Linked DNA regions of Homo sapiens: region 1 is linked to region 2. A link is a loop called in an ENCODE intact Hi-C map of the cell type or tissue named here. Cell type or tissue: Caco-2. All regions are shown on one strand.

Region 1 (2,500 bases), 65 kb after region 2:
AAGCCGGTGAGGTGATGGGTTAATTATCTTGTTTTAATCTTTCTACAATGTATATGTAGATCAAACATCACATTGTTATACCCCCATAAATATACACATTTATTATTTGTCTCTTAAAAACAAATAAATTTGTCATTAAAGATCTACTCTCAGCAATTTTCGAGTATATGATACAGTATTATTAACTATAGTTGCCTTGCTGTATAATAGATCCCCAGAATTTATTCACCGTATGTAACTGCAAGTGTGTACCCTTTGACAACATCCCCTAGACCCAATCCCCCAGCCCCTGGAAAACATCCTACTGTCTGCTTCCATGAGTTCAACATTTTTAGATTCCACATATAAGTTTCTCTGGCCATGGCCAGAGAAAATGCTCTGATATTTTATGCTTCTATCAGCATTTCCCGTTTCGTCCATCCTCTCATTTGCTTTTCCTTTTGTTTAGCTTGGTGAGTTTAGGAGGGATATCATCCCCCTCGCCTTTTCATCTATCCCTTCTGCTTCTTTCTTCAGACAACATTCATCGTTCCTCCCTATCCCTGTGGGTCAGATTATTCCCTTGTAAGGTTTTTCCTTATGTTTTCTTGAGCTTCTCCTTCCTTCTTCATGAACCAGTCCCCAAGCAAAAGGAACTAAGTTTTGACCCTTTCCTAATCCCAAGAGATTGCACCATGTACTCTAATGCTCTCTGAACACATTGCTCTTCATCCTTTGTTTTGGAAAATTAGCTTAGGTTTTATTAAGTGCTTAAGAGCTCACGATGTGCATATCTGCATGTCAAACCTTAATAAGGTTTCTGAGAAAGCTGAGAGTATTTGTCTTTTTTGCCCCAGGCACTGTTGAAAAATTTAGTAAGAGTGAACTCTAAAAAGTGCAATATTCTTCCACCTGTTTTGCCAAAAATTTAATTTACAAAACTTTGGTCTTACTAAGCAAAATGTATCGAGCTTACCTGAACACAGTTAGAGTTCTCAAAATAGGAGGGTGGCTAAGCAAAGTAAATAGTGTAACAAGCCTCAGTGTGATTTCACAACAGGTTTTTCTTCATCTTATGGTGAATTCCAGAGACTCAGTTTTCTTCAAGTCATTCTGTCTCAGTCAAACAGGGAAAATAAATGCAGTTGAATGAATGCAGCTCCAGCCTCATTTTAAACTATTCATTTGTTTCCATTTCTTCCACCCCAAAAGTCTCAGCATTTCTAGCGAGTAGGCAAAGTGAGAGATGCCAGTTTCACTTTTTCTTTGTTCTTGTCTCTTCCTTGCTGATAAGCAAGGACCTGTGATAACAGGAGCCCTCAAGGGGAAGAAAATGATAATCCCGTTGTCTGGAGAATGAGAGGGACTTAATGGTAGTAAATGCTCAAAGCGACCTTGTGACTATATACTGCTCAGGTCACCATAAGTTTGGTGGCTGTGCATGAGGAATGTGTGTTCAATGATGAAAACGAAAATGGAAGTTTTCCTGGAGTCTGTGGCAGGGGCTGGTTGTTGTCTGCATTGTACTCATTCCCACGCTGTTGCTAACACAACTCCAGTCATTCTGGAAGAAGATAAGCCCAGATACTTACTTTTCTAGCTTCCCTTATAAGTAGGGATGACACATTTGTCACAGCGACAGATACGTCATGGTTCAAGCCAATTACACATAAGCATAAATCTACTGGATCTCAGAATGCTGCCTCTCTCCCAGTAGAGGGACAGATATGGCTGGTGTGGTCTTTTCTTCTTCTTTCTGCCTTGAATGTGAATGTATTGATCAGAGCTGCAGCAACCTGGCATTATTAAGCTGCTGAACCAACACTAGCAATTGCTTAGATCAAAACTTCTTACTTACATTGTTGAAAAATAAGCCTTCTTTTTAAGCCACTGTAGTTGAGTTTTTTTTTTTTTTTTTTTTTTTTTTCTTTTTTTTTTTTGAGACAGAGTCTCGCTCTGTCGCCCAGGCTGGAGTGCAGTGGCGGGATCTCGGCTCACTGCAAGCTCCGCCTCCCGGGTTCACGCCATTCTCCTGCCTCAGCCTCCCAAGTAGCTGGGACTACAGGCGCCCGCCACTACGCCCGGCTAATTTTTTGTATTTTTAGTAGAGACGGGGTTTCACCGTTTTAGCCGGGATGGTCTCGATCTCCTGACCTCGTGATCCGCCCGCCTCGGCCTCCCAAAGTGTGTAGTTGAGTTTTTTGTCACTTGGAGCCAAGAGCTTTCCTAACTGATGGATTCTCTCCCACATATTTTATTATAAATTAATAAATTCCCACCCTCTGTTCTTCCTCCTGTTGTAGACACAAACATGCTTCTATTCATTTGTTGTGAACACCATTTCTGGAGATCTGTGTGTCTGTCAAGGCTCCACCCAAATATACATGGATTAGAACATGTTTAGAGAAGAGGGTGATTATCTGTGTGGGAAAAGGTTCATCAGGGATGAATCGCATGTTCCCACGGTGAGAAGGCTGGGAGCACTTGCCTCTCCGCTCATGCCAGCCCTTCTTCTCCTTCC
Region 2 (2,500 bases):
AGGGGTTGAGACTGGTTCGTCTTTGCGTGTTCAGTGCCTGGCACATAGTGGGCAGTCCATCTTATTGAAAGAGTCAATGTCTTCCATGTATTTTGCCACCTGAAATCCATAGCACAGAGCTAGAGTTATAGCAGGTGCCAATAAACACATGTTGATGAATTGTTAACTGATGAAATGAGAGAAAGGAGAAACACCCTTGCTTGTAATCTGGTGACAAATTGGAACCCACTGCTCTCCAATGAAGTTAGCCTCCTTCAGATCAATCACAGCTTCAGAGGAAAAGGTCCTCTTTCTGCTCAGAATTGTTTGGCATAGAAAACATTTTCGCCATTCCAACCTCCTCGTTCTCACGAAGGGAAAGAAAGGAAGAGAGGATGGGTGCTCAGGTAAGGAGAACTGGCTGGGGCAGAGGGGGTACGCCGTCCTGCCCTGAGAGCCCTGTGAGAGAGTGAGGAGTTTGGATAGGCGTCGGCGTTGAGTGCACTTGGGAAAAACATGTCTCTTGAAACTTCACTGAGAGGTGATGCAAAAAATTCTGCTCCGTGCCCTGCAATTGTTGCCTCTGGGGCTCTACTATCCTCAAGAAAGTTGGGGAATTCCAGGCTGGAAATATTCAGAAAACCATTAGCTAGCTGTCATAATGGGGAGGTGGAGGGCAAGCTACGCAGAGGTCACAGATCATCTGAGGCATTGCTTCAGCGTATAAGCTTGCTTCCCACACAGCTCTTTGAAGAGTGGTTCATTAACCGGGCAGGAGACCACTGGTTTTGAAGCCTCTTTTTCTCTTGCTCAACCTTGGAAAGAGCTGGGTTCCAATGGGACCATCCAACTCACCAGCAGGTAAAGGTGTGAGACAGGGAAAGGGTGCATTTGCTGAATATCTAAATCCACTCGATAATGGTGTCTGCAGGCTTTGATCCTCAGTGCCAGAATTGTGAGTTCAAATGAAATCTGAGGATGGAATTAACTCCAGGCATTAAGAAGGGCAGAAGTGCAGTTTCTTTGTTGAAGGAGGCCACCCACTCGTAAGTTTACCTTGCTAGCCTGTAGCGCTCCAGGCAATCTGTCCTTTTTGAGCAGGTGCTGTGGAATACTATCTCCTAGATAAACCCTTGATTGTGGGCTTTGAGTTCTGGCGACCCATGTTTAAAGGGATCACGCCAGCCCATCAATGGTTAACCGTGGAGAAATGAACCTTCCCAGAGGAGGTTATTTGTTCTAGATGTTGCCGTTCTGGTGACTTCAAGGAAATGGTGTGTGATCGTGTTTGTATGTGTGTGGCTTCTCCTTTCTTAAACACATAGATTACAGTGTGATTACATTGTGATTTGGAAATCGGTGATTCTAGATTGTGCTGTTGTGCTGACAGAGGGAGGACTGGATTACACAATGATGATATTGTAGGTGGTGCAACCCTCAGGCGCTCGGCCAGCCTGCGGCCCAGGTGCATGCTGTTTGGAAAGATCTGCGTGCTTGTCCTATTGTCATTTATTCACACCAGTGCACAGCTGTGATAATGAGGCACATCGCCCCATGCAAATCTATAGAGTAAGTTTCATGATAAGGCTAGCTCTTTTTAGGAAATCGGTGGCAGGTTTTGATAGAACCCCTTAGAGGCCTGTATGTTTCTAGGGCTTAAATTTTGCATCCTGGAAGTTTTAGCTATAAATACTGCATAGACTGGTGAGGTCTACAGTAAGCCAATTCTACCAGTGTTTAGGCCACGGGACAGTGATTTCCTTATGCAACTTTCTTTAGGTTGTTGCTGAAACAGGGATAATACTGGCCCCCACCTTGATGTTTGTTTCAAGGAAAACCTTGTCTTTCATGGGAGTGTGTTATTGCTTCTCCCAAGGGACACTTTCCGTGGTAAAGAGGAACAGCACCGTGGTTGTTAGGGCAGGTCTGAGATGCCCAACTAGGGTGCTGTTGCCCCCAGGGACATTTGGCAATATCTGGAGACCTTTTTATGCTACAATCACTAGGGAATGCTACTGACATTAGTGGGTTGAGGCCTGGGATGCTGCTAAGTGTCCTGCAATGCACAGGACAGCCTCCAACACAGAAATATCTGGCCCCCAATGTCAATAGCGCAGAGCTTGAGAAACCTTGGGGTATACAAGTTGGAAACATCCCTTCCCTCTAAAACCACTGGCTCCATTATTATTTAATTTTACTCTGCTTGTAACCTGGAAGGCCCATGGGGACCTTGCTGAGCATACAATGCCTTTTCTCCCAAACCCCAGGACCCTTGTTCCTGGAGTTGGAATTAGATGCTCACCTGCTCCTTCTAGCAGCTTCCCCACCATTTTCCCTGTTTGCCCTGAAAAATCCCATCTCCTTTGAATTGCACCCCTCAGACTATACCATTCTCCTGTAGTGAATGTTACCGTTCCCTACAGTTTCCTACCGAAGGCCTGGCTCCCCTTGCAGTCACCGTAGATTCCCATGGTCAGCTTCTTCACCTCTTCTCCTGGCATCATTCCTGGCAACTGCAAGA

Evidence for each region. A loop is a pair of places that touch in the nucleus more often than their neighbours do. Peaks named below come from ENCODE experiments on the same cell type or tissue, not always from the same donor. Only the 100,000 strongest peaks of a DNase experiment are listed, where the experiment ranks them.
Region 1: a loop joins it to region 2, with 2.9 times the contacts of the local background. A loop is called at or near these places in 1 of 110 quality-filtered maps.

Annotation. Positions count from the first base shown.
Region 1 is chr6:1,161,603-1,164,102 of GRCh38, reverse strand. No RefSeq gene overlaps it. Among named protein-coding and RNA genes, the nearest start is that of LINC01622, 62 kb to the right of the region's middle. In Caco-2, no CTCF peak of the experiment used is centred here; a DNase peak (open chromatin) is centred at 1,382; H3K4me3 peaks cover 616 bases.
Region 2 is chr6:1,226,916-1,229,415 of GRCh38, reverse strand. No RefSeq gene overlaps it. Among named protein-coding and RNA genes, the nearest start is that of FOXQ1, 84 kb to the left of the region's middle. In Caco-2, no CTCF peak of the experiment used is centred here; DNase peaks (open chromatin) are centred at 735, 1,195 and 1,405; H3K4me3 peaks cover 1,132 bases.